2 separate regions of the Homo sapiens genome follow, and region 2 is linked to region 1. Evidence: chromatin contacts called from ENCODE Hi-C or POLR2A ChIA-PET data. All regions are on one chromosome and are shown on one strand. The core of a region is the stretch at or near the end of the contact, and the rest is flanking DNA. Distances in the headings are between cores, read along the strand shown.

The links. Hi-C counts contacts between places; a loop is a spot of excess contacts on that map. ChIA-PET counts read pairs that join two places held with the same protein, here RNA polymerase II (POLR2A). Pooled maps may share reads with other maps.
Region 2: a map of naive thymus-derived CD4-positive, alpha-beta T cell shows a loop between it and region 1 (11-fold over the local background). The contact joins the promoter of IGFLR1 here to the enhancer-like site in region 1. A Hi-C loop is called at or near these places in 1 of 168 maps with a recorded cell type or tissue (naive thymus-derived CD4-positive, alpha-beta T cell) and 8 of 50 pooled maps. POLR2A ChIA-PET finds 5 or more read pairs at or near these places in 2 of 52 experiments (CD8-positive, alpha-beta memory T cell and GM10248).

Annotation. Positions count from the first base shown.
Region 1 is chr19:35,208,115-35,212,691 of GRCh38, forward strand. All of the region lies in intron 2 of LOC105372379 (a long non-coding RNA gene), which reads left to right. Among named protein-coding and RNA genes, the nearest start is that of FAM187B, 18 kb to the right of the region's middle. RefSeq lists an enhancer at 3,563-4,374. Within about 2 kb of position 3,282, at least 20 of the 41 ENCODE cell types and tissues checked have a DNase peak (open chromatin) inside an H3K27ac peak, as active enhancers do.
Region 2 is chr19:35,739,915-35,744,900 of GRCh38, forward strand. It overlaps IGFLR1 (IGF like family receptor 1), which reads right to left and starts at 2,538. Exons shown (of 5, transcript NM_024660.4): 1 at 2,482-2,538; 2 at 1,110-1,309; 3 at 466-650; 4 at 1-174. The coding sequence starts at 1,266. It overlaps U2AF1L4 (U2 small nuclear RNA auxiliary factor 1 like 4), which reads right to left. Exons shown (of 6, transcript NM_001040425.3): 3 at 4,409-4,507; 4 at 4,098-4,231; 5 at 3,895-3,990; 6 at 2,613-2,889. The coding sequence ends at 2,805. RefSeq lists enhancers at 1-486, 834-943, 2,291-2,720 and silencers at 624-753, 4,056-4,216.

The DNA of each region.
Region 1 (4,577 bases), core at 2,032-4,531:
TTCTTTCTGCAATTTCTTTCATTAGCACTTCGGAGCACCTATAGTCGCCATGAGTTGAAATCTCATGAGTTAGTAGTAAGAGCAGAATCAGAGAGGCTAAACACTGAAAATACAGAAAGGAAATGGGTAGAGTAGGATTTTAGCAAGAGGAAGTATACGGTTGTGATGCTTTGCACCTATAGGAAATGATGGCTGGGGCTGTGGCAGCCACGTTACCACCGTGAGGGATGACATTGCCCACATGCTGAGGAGCCTGAGTCTATAAGAACATCATTCAACTGATGCATTGACCCCTGGAGAACCTCCCCGCCTTTGGGGGACCAGCAGTTCTGTAAAATAATACGTGTCCTTATTGCTTTTTTTTTTTGAGATGGAGTCTGGCTCTGTCCCCCAGGCGGGAGTGCAGTGGCGCGATCTCGGCTCACTGCAAGATCCACCTCCTGAGTTCACGCCATTCTCCTGCCTCAGCCTCCCGAGTAGCTGGGACTACAGGCGACCGCCACCATGCCTAGTTATTTTTTTGGATTTTTAGTAGAGACGGGGTTTCACCGTGTTAGCCAGGATGATCTCAATCTCCTGAGTTCACGCCATTCTCCTGCCTCAGCCTCCCGAGTAGCTGGGACTACAGGCGACCGCCACCATGCCTAGTTATTTTTTTGGATTTTTAGTAGAGACGGGGTTTCACCGTGTTAGCCAGGATGATCTCAATCTCCTGACCTCGCGATCTGCCTGCCTCGGCCTCCCAAAGTGCTGGGATTACAGGCACGAGCCACTGTGCCTGGCATCCTTATTGTTTTAAGATGTTTGGAATTTATTCTTCTCTTACTTGCAGCCAACAGCATCCTACATGAGGCAGCCAGGGTAAGTGGTCCACATACAATGGGTGAACAAGTGCTTATCCAGGAATTGAAAGAGCCTGGCTCATTCAGTGCTAGGACCAGAGCCCTCAGTGGACATTGTCCCACCTTTCAGCACTGAGGATGCCTCCTCCCCTCCAAGCCAGTCATTGCTGTATGTGATCATGTTAATTAGGTATCCATATTCCACAGGAGGGAGCAACGAGGTTTTCTTTTTTTTTTTTAAGATGGAGTCTTGCTCTGTTGCCCAGGCTGGAGTAAAGTGGTGCCATCTCAGCTCACTACAACCTCCTGGTTCCAGCAATTCTCCTGCCTCAGCCTCCCAGGTAGTTAAGATTACAGGTGCCCACTACCACATTGGGCTAAGTTTTGTATTTTTAGTAGAGATGGGGTTTCACTATGTTGGCCAGGCTGGTCTCAAACTCCTGACCTCAAGCTATCCGCCCACCTTGGCCTCCCAAAGTGCTGGGATTACAGGCATGAGCCACCACGCCTGGCCGCAATGAGGTATTTTTTTGTTTTTTTGTTTTTGTTTTTGTTTTTTTTCAATTCTAGCCGCCAATCACAAAATTTAACTAAGGTCCCTCCCAGCACACACCTGTCATCCATCCTGAAAATTTAAAGTAAAGGTATAAAAATATCAAAACCATGATTGCCTTTGGGGATGGAGTGGAGGTGGGGATTATCTGGGAAGGGGCATAAGGGGATTTTGCAGGGGTCACGGAGATGTTCTTTATCTTAACAGGGGCTTGTAGTCTAAAGCAGAAGCGTATACTTATTACATAAGTGCATTCATTGGTCAAAACTCAGCAAATGGAGATGGGAACAGTGGCTCATGCCTGTAATCTCAGCTACTGAGGAGGCTGATGCATGGGGATCACTTGAGGCCAGGAGGTCAAGACCAGTCTGTGCAACACAGAAAGACCTTATCTCTTTTAAAAAAAAAATTGTTTTAATTCCCCAGGCATAGAACTCACCCTGTGGAGAAAAAAAAAAAAAATTAGCCAGGCGTGGTGGCATATTTCTGTAGTACCAGTTACTTTCAAGGCTGAGGCAGAAGGATCGCTTGAGCCCAGGAGGTCAAGGCTGCAGTAAACTATGATCACACCACTGCACTCCAGTCTGGGGTACAGAGTGGGAGCGCATCTCTAAATAATAATGACAATACTAAGAAATTCAGCAAATGGATGTTTCATATGTGTGCATTTCATTGCATGCAAATTTATAAAATCTCAAAGATAACTGCAAACATTGAACTCCAGTTGGTGATATGAATCCTGAAATGTTTAAGGGTAAAGAGTACTGATGTCTGCTTTAAAATTCTTTAACCTTCTTTAAAAATACATTTTTAAAAAATCAGATGACTTGATAGAGGAATGGACTGATAGATATGTAATAAAGTAAATACAGAAAAATGTTAACAATTGTAGAATCTAGATGATGGGGCCAGGTGCGGTGGCTCACGCCTGTAATCCCAGCACTTTGGGAAGCTGAGGCAGGTGGATCGATCACCTGAGGTCAGGAGTTTGAGACCAGCCTGGCCAACATGGTGAAACACCATCTCTACCAAAAATACAAAAATTAGCCAGGCGTGACAGCGCATGCTTGTAATCCCAGCTACTCAGGAGAATCACTTGAACCCGGGAGGCAGAGGTTGCAGTGATCTGAGATCATATCACTGCACTCCAGCCCGGGTGACAGAGTGAGACTCCGTGTCAAAAAATAAAATAAAATAAAATAAAATAAAATAAAAGTGATGATGATCATAGTTATGAACAACAGTGAGAGTTCACACACTGCCTGTACTGTGGGCAAAGCCCGTTCTCAGTGCTTCGTGTGAATGAATTTGTTCACTCCTCACTACAACCTTCTGAGATAGATACTGTTATTCTCATTCACAGATGTGGACCCTGAGACCAGGGAGGTTGCGTGGCATCATTACATCAGAAGGGGAGTGGTCTGAATCCACTCCTCCCCTTCCAGGGCAGGAAGTCAACAGAGAAGGGCTCTGTGGTAACGTTGACAATCACAAATCAGTGGCATAAACATCTCCTTAAGACATGCAGAGGCAGCTGGGCGTGGTGGCCCACGCCTGTAATCCCACCATGTGGGAGGCCAACGTGGGAGGATCACTTGAGGTTAGGAGTTTGAGACCAGCCTGGGCCACATAGTGAGACCCTGTCTCTACAAAAAAAAAAAAATTAAAAATTAGGTGGGCACGGTGGCTCATGCCTGTAATCCCAGCACTTTGGGAGGCTGAGGCAGGTGGATCACCTGAGGTCAGGAGTTCGAGACCAGCCTGGACAACGTGGTGAAATCCTGTCTTTATTAAAAATACAAAAATTAACCAGGCATGGTGGCAGGTACCTGTAATCCCAGTTACTCAGGAAGCTGAGACAGGAGAATCGCTTGAACCATGGGAGACAGAGATTGCAGTGAGCCGAGATCGCGCCAGTGCACTCCAGCCTGGACGACAAGAGCGAAACTCTGTCTCAATGAAAAAATAAATAAATAAATAAAATTAAAAATTAGCAGGGCATGGTGGTGCATGCCTGTAGTCCTAGCTACTCAGGAGGCTGAGGTGGGAGGATTGTTTGAGCCCAGGAGTTCAAGGCTTCAGTGAGCTATGATTGCACAACTGCACTCCAGCCTGGGCAACAGAACAAGACCCTGTCTCTGAAAAAAAAAAAAAAATGTGGAAATTGTGAGAGACACATGACAACAGAAATGTGACTACTGCTTGCCTCTGGAGGAAGGAAGAGGTGGTGGAGGAGAGATAGGTGGCTGGACACTGTGGCAACACCAGCATACCAGGGGCTGGGAGTGGGGGGCAGTCAGGACATGAGGCCAGAAGCTGTGAATCTTGGAATCTGCAGAGTGCCCCTTATGAGACCCCAAGCATTCATGTAAGCGTCCATGCCCCCACTGATGATATCTGGGCAGAGAGGCAATAAAATCAGAGTTGTTGATCAAGATTTGGAGGCTGCGGTTGGAGGCCGGACATCCTGCCTGCAGGGCAGGCTTCAGCTTGGAAGCTTGCGGCCCAGAACAGTCCCCGTGGGCACACCCAGGCAGAGGGTTTTGCTAGGTGTCTGACCCAGCTTCCAAAGCCAGGGTCTAATAACAACAGCGCCACCAACAACAGGAAACATTTGTGACGCACATGCTGCCAAAGCACTGTTCTAAGCACTCCTTACAGTTTAATCCTCCCAACAATAAGAATGAGGTAGGTACCAGTGCTAACCCCATTTTACATAGGGGGAAACTTAGGCACAGAGAGGAGACCCCATGAAAGGCAATGGGGACACCTCCAGGAACCTCCCACCAAAAAAGATCACTGCAGAGTAAGGACAAATCGAACATCAGATTTCCTCAAGGGTGGGCACTTTCTCGATGCATTTCTGGTGCCCTCTTTTGGATTTCAGCCTCAGTGGCCACAACACCACGGGTGTCAGTGACAGGAGCAAACCAAATGCACTGGGGACTCAGCTGGGAGGAGCCGCCCTGGCATTCCCACCATGTCCGTGAAATGGGGGGAATCGTGGTATGTACTTGAGAATCAACAGAGGCTGGGCGAGGAAGACTTGGGATACTTGTGAGCCCATTCTAACATCAGCAATTGCTAATATCATGTTTATTGCCTTGAATAAAAGAGATGAAGAAATAAAGGAAAAAGAGGAAAGGAAGGGGGAAAGGAATGAAGAAAGGAGAGACAAGAAA
Region 2 (4,986 bases), core at 1,288-3,787, 530 kb after region 1:
GGTCAGGAGCAGGACCAGCACCACGAGCGGAAGGAAATTCGGCCAGGCCTGCTGAGGGACAGGCTCAGGGGTCCTCCAGGCAATGGAACTTGCTGGTGAGCTGCGCTCCTGGGAGCTAGGGGCGCCTGGGTTTCCAGGTGTGAGGGGGCAGTGCCCCTTGGCAGGGACCGGCCTCTGGGGATAAGGGGTTGGAGTAAAGCTGGAGGCCACACTCCACTCCTGCCCGCTCCCAAACCTCCCAACTTTATATCCTTTAATGGGGCCACATCCCATCTGATACGGTATCTGATAAGGTAGTTGGGCCCCGCAAGGCCCAACTACCTTAACCTAGGACCTCCCGACCCCTGCAGGCCAGCCACCTCCTGAAACCACGGCCCCACCCCTTACGTGGGGCTACGCCGGCTCCCTACATCTAGGCCCCCCACCTCCAGCACGCCCTTGCCCTGCCGGGAGTCCCATCTGCACCTCTCTGCAGCGCCACGGGGTTCTGCCCCCGCCCGCGGCGGGAGTAGGGGTCACGGCTCCGCCGCCGCAGGGGCTACATAGCTCCGCGCCGTCGGGGTTGCACTGCCCAGAAGAACACTTTCGGAACGGGGGCGTTACGAAATCGCCGTGGTCATTGAGTCCGCAGTTTTCCCGGAACTCATAGTCTAGCGGGAAAGCTGCGCTCCAGTGCGGCCGCCTAGCCCGCCCCTGCGCGGGCAACGCCCTCTCCCTTCGCCCTATCCCAGCGTGCCCCGCCCCTCCAGGACGCTTCCAGCCTATTAGCGTGCGCCCCGGTCTTGTCACTTTTCTCCGGGCTCGCCTTTTCACCCCCCTCCAGCCTGCTCCGCACGAAGCTCCGCCCACTCCCGGCTTCTCTACATAAAGCCCACCCTTTCCACGCGGCCCCTATCCCGCCTCTCCAGCCATATCCATTCGCTGTTGCCCTACGGTAGCCCGCACTATCTGCACAGGCTCTGCCTGCCATCCCTGTCTGATCTGCATAAGGCCCACCGCTTAGACCCCTAAGCAAGCCTCTCTGGCCCGTAGCCCACAGACCTCGCCCCTTCCCCGCTCCCTATCACCTGCAAGCTCCGCCCAAGCAAGGCTCGGTCTCGGATTCTCACCCGGGCAGGGGGGCGGCCCGAAGCGTTGCAGGCAGCTGCTGCAGCACTTGTTGTCTGGGTTCCAGTATTCAAGGCGGCCGCAGTACTGGGAGGCTTCCGGCGGTGGCGCCAGGGCCAGAAGCAACAAGGCCGTCAGGAGGCATCGTCCAGGCCCCATCTGGGGGGCCGTGATAGCGGGACTTCCAAACACAGCGCCTCTGCTACACTTTCCGGGGAAATCGGGCAGAAGAAAGGACGCGGTGATGTGGGGGAACAGAATTCTCACGCCTCTTCGGAAGCCGGGAATCTACCCCCGAGCCCTCATCCCCCAACTGAGCCGGTTATCAGAGAAGCCCACAAGGCCACTAGGGGACTAACAGGGCTGCGGATCTAGATTGCAAGAATGCATATCCCACCTCTGCCGTGTCCTCACCCACCCACCCTCCCTTTTCCATCCCTAAAATAAGACAATGATAGCACCTGTCTCATAGGGTTATTGTGGAGAATTAGAACCGTCATTAGAAGTAAAGCAGGGGCTGGGTGTGGTGGCTCATGCCTGTAATCCCAACACTTTGGGAGGCCAAGACAGGAGGATCACTTGAGCCCAGGAGTTCGAGAGATCAGCCTGGACAACAAAATGAAACCCCATCTTTACAAAAAAAAAAAAAAAAAAAAAAAACAGCAAAGCACTTTGCCAAGTGCAGTGGCTCACGTCTGTAGTCCCTGCTACTAGGGAGGCCAAGGTAGGAGGATTGCTTGAGCCATGAATTACAGACCAGCCTGGGCAACACAGCAAGACCTCATCTCTAAAAACAAAAAAAACTGGCCGCCGGGCGCAGTGGCTCATGCCTGTAATCCCAACACTTTGGGAGGCCCAGGTGGGTGGATCACCTGAGGTCAGTAGTTCAAAACCAGCCTGGCCTACATGGTGAAACCCTGTCTCTATTAAAAATACAAAATTAGCCGGGCGTGGTAGCGCATGCCTGTAAATCCCAGCTACTTGGGAGGCTGAGGCAGAATTGCTTGAACCTGGGAAGTGGAGGCTGCAGTGAGCTGAGATCGTGCCATTGCACTCCAGCCTGGGCAACAGGAATGAAACTCCTTAAAAAAAACAAAAACAAACTAAAGTGCTGAAAACAGCACCTCACATACAGTAAACTCAGTGTTTAAGTGTAAGGCATTACTAACTCCCATCACAATTCGGCAGGCACGGAGGAGTCAGCCCCATACTGGCTGGAGACCACCTCCCAGCACCTCACCTCACCTTTGAATCCTAATCTCCTTGGGGCTAGGGCTCCTCCCACCTGCCACAACCAGGTCTCTCCCCCTTGAATAAGCCTCAGATGGAGGTGCTAAGGTTTTCAGCACAAAGGTGTCCCCACCCTACCAGTACCGTTAGGGTCCTGGGTCCCAAGCTGGCCGTGCCAAGTTCCTCAGCTGAAGTTGTGGCCAGGACCCAGTCTTGTTTCCCCTTTTCGTCACATGTGTGGGTGGAGGGAAATGCCAAACCACAGCAAAAGCAAGTTGATGCCGAAGTGAAACACGCAGCTTTATTAAGACAGGGGCGGTAGAAGAAGGTCTCCATGCTGAACAGATTACATTATGGAGCCCGGGAGCCTGGGAAGGATGGGGCAGGAGAGTGAAGGGGGCTTTGAGGAGAGGTCCTGCCAGGAACATCTGTCCCTGTTGGGGGTGAAGGGTAAGGGGGCCAGGGCCTCAGAAGCGGCCATGCCAGTGATCAGGGGAACACCGATGGTTCCTCTCTCGGGGATGGTGGCCAGTATGGAACCTCGGGGGTGACCTGGGAATAGGAGCGTTGAGAGTTCTGTTAGAACCCTGAGGAGTGGTGCAGAGATCCTGCAGGCCTGCCTCTCTGCTCTGGGATGAGGCAGGAGGGTGCTGAAATAACTAGAGTTCTAAGACACGACCTCAGTGGCCAGTATCAGGGGAACTCAGTGGCCAGTATCAGGGGTGGCAATCCAGGCTGGTCGTGGATTAGGGGTTCAGGCTGGTTTGGGGATTGGGACTTAGGTACTGGTCTCCAGATGGAGCTCAGAACTACTCTTAGGGTATAAGAGTCTTGGGAATGACCGGGCGCAGTGGTTCACGCCTGTAATCCCCACACTTTGGGAGGCCGAGATGGGTGGATTACCTGAGGTCCGGAGTTCGAGACCAGGCTGGCCAACGTGGTGAAACCCCATCTCTACTAAAAATACAAAAATTAGCCAGGCATGGTGGCAGGTGCCTATAATCCCAGCTACTTGGGAGGCTGAGAAAGGAGAATTGCTTGAACCTGGGAGGCAGAGGTTGCACTGAGCCAAGACTGCGCCTTTGCACTCCAGCCTGCGGAAGAAGAGCAAAACTCCGTCTCAAAAAAAAAAAAAAAAAAAAAAAAAAAAAACAGTCAGCCGGGAGTGGTGGCTCACGCCTGTAATCCCAGCACTTTGGGAGGGTGAGGCAGGTGGATCACGAGGTTAGGAGTTCAGACCAGCCTGGCCAAGATGGTGAAACCCCATCTCTACTAAAAACACAAAAATTAGCCGGGCATGGTGGCAGGTGCCTGTAATCCCAGCTATTTGGGAGGCTGAGGCAGAGAATTGCTTGAACCCGGGAGGCGGAAGTTGCCATGAACCAAGATGGTGCCAATGCACTCCAGCCTGGGCAACAGAGTGAGGCTCCATCTCAAAAAAAAAAAAAAAAAAAAAAGATTCTTGGGAACGTGGTTACTGGGGCTTAGGGTTAGGCTCATCTGAGGATATAGGGGCCTTAGGACATGAGGAGACATAGCAGGCTGGTCCTGAGGTACCTGCGCCTGGGTCCCCGCCCATAGAGCTGCCTCTGGAGGTTCTGGGAAATGGGCCGCAGATGCATGAAGTTGCAGAAGCCACCTCGGGTACATTCCCTGCATAGAGGGTAGAGAGATGGAGGAAGCCATTGTCACTGACAGCCCCTACCACGCATTCAAAGTCTGGGATTCCAAGTGCCCATCCCACCCTTGAACTACCATACCCCATCTCATACTGGCGACAGCATGACTCCCGGAAGTCAGTGACAGGAGACAGCTCACCGTGCACAGCCTGCCCGTTGAACCAGCGGTTACTGAGTTCAGCCACGGCCCGCTCTCCATCCTCCTCCCTCCGGAACTGCAGGAAATGTCAGTCAGGGTCAGCAGGAGAACTCAGAGATCTTCAGGGGACTCACTACCCGCTCTGGGGCTGGACTGGATTTAGTGATGAAATTCAAGCTGAGAGCCTACAGTGGCCACCATCAGGCATTGAAACGCCTCCACTTCTGGGCCCTAAGTGGGGGGCAGCAAGCACCTTGACATAGACGTTGCCCACGAGGTGGTCCCCAAGGTTGTCGCACACATTCATCTCTTCAATCTCCCCATACTTCTCCTGCAGTTCTGTGAACACCTCCTGTGGAAGACGGGGAGGAACTCAGCTGAGCTCCCACAAGAAACCCCATCTGCCCCTACCAACCCTCACCTCGAAGAAGCTATCATAGTGCTCCTGCACCTCCACGTCACTCACATGACCTGGGGTGGGGGCGGGCAGGGTGGAATCAGAGTGTAGCCTACTGGGGGCTGTTCACCTTGCCCCCAGGCCTGGTCCCTTACTCACAGTGTGATCCGTCTGCAGTTTGGGCTGTGTTCTGTGGATTCCGGTACAGGTTGAGCAGCACTATGGTCTGCACAGAATTTAAAAGGGGCGGGGCCTGAGCTCAGAGGGCAGGGCTGCATGAACAGAGAGTGAGGCATGAAGGTTGGGGGTGGAACCTTACACCCCAGCCTAAGCATCATGAGTGCATCGGCGATCCTTTGCCCCTAAGAAACCAGAAAAGGGATGGAGGGGACTGGCAAGGATGAACAGCGGGATGGAAGGGACTGGCAAAGATG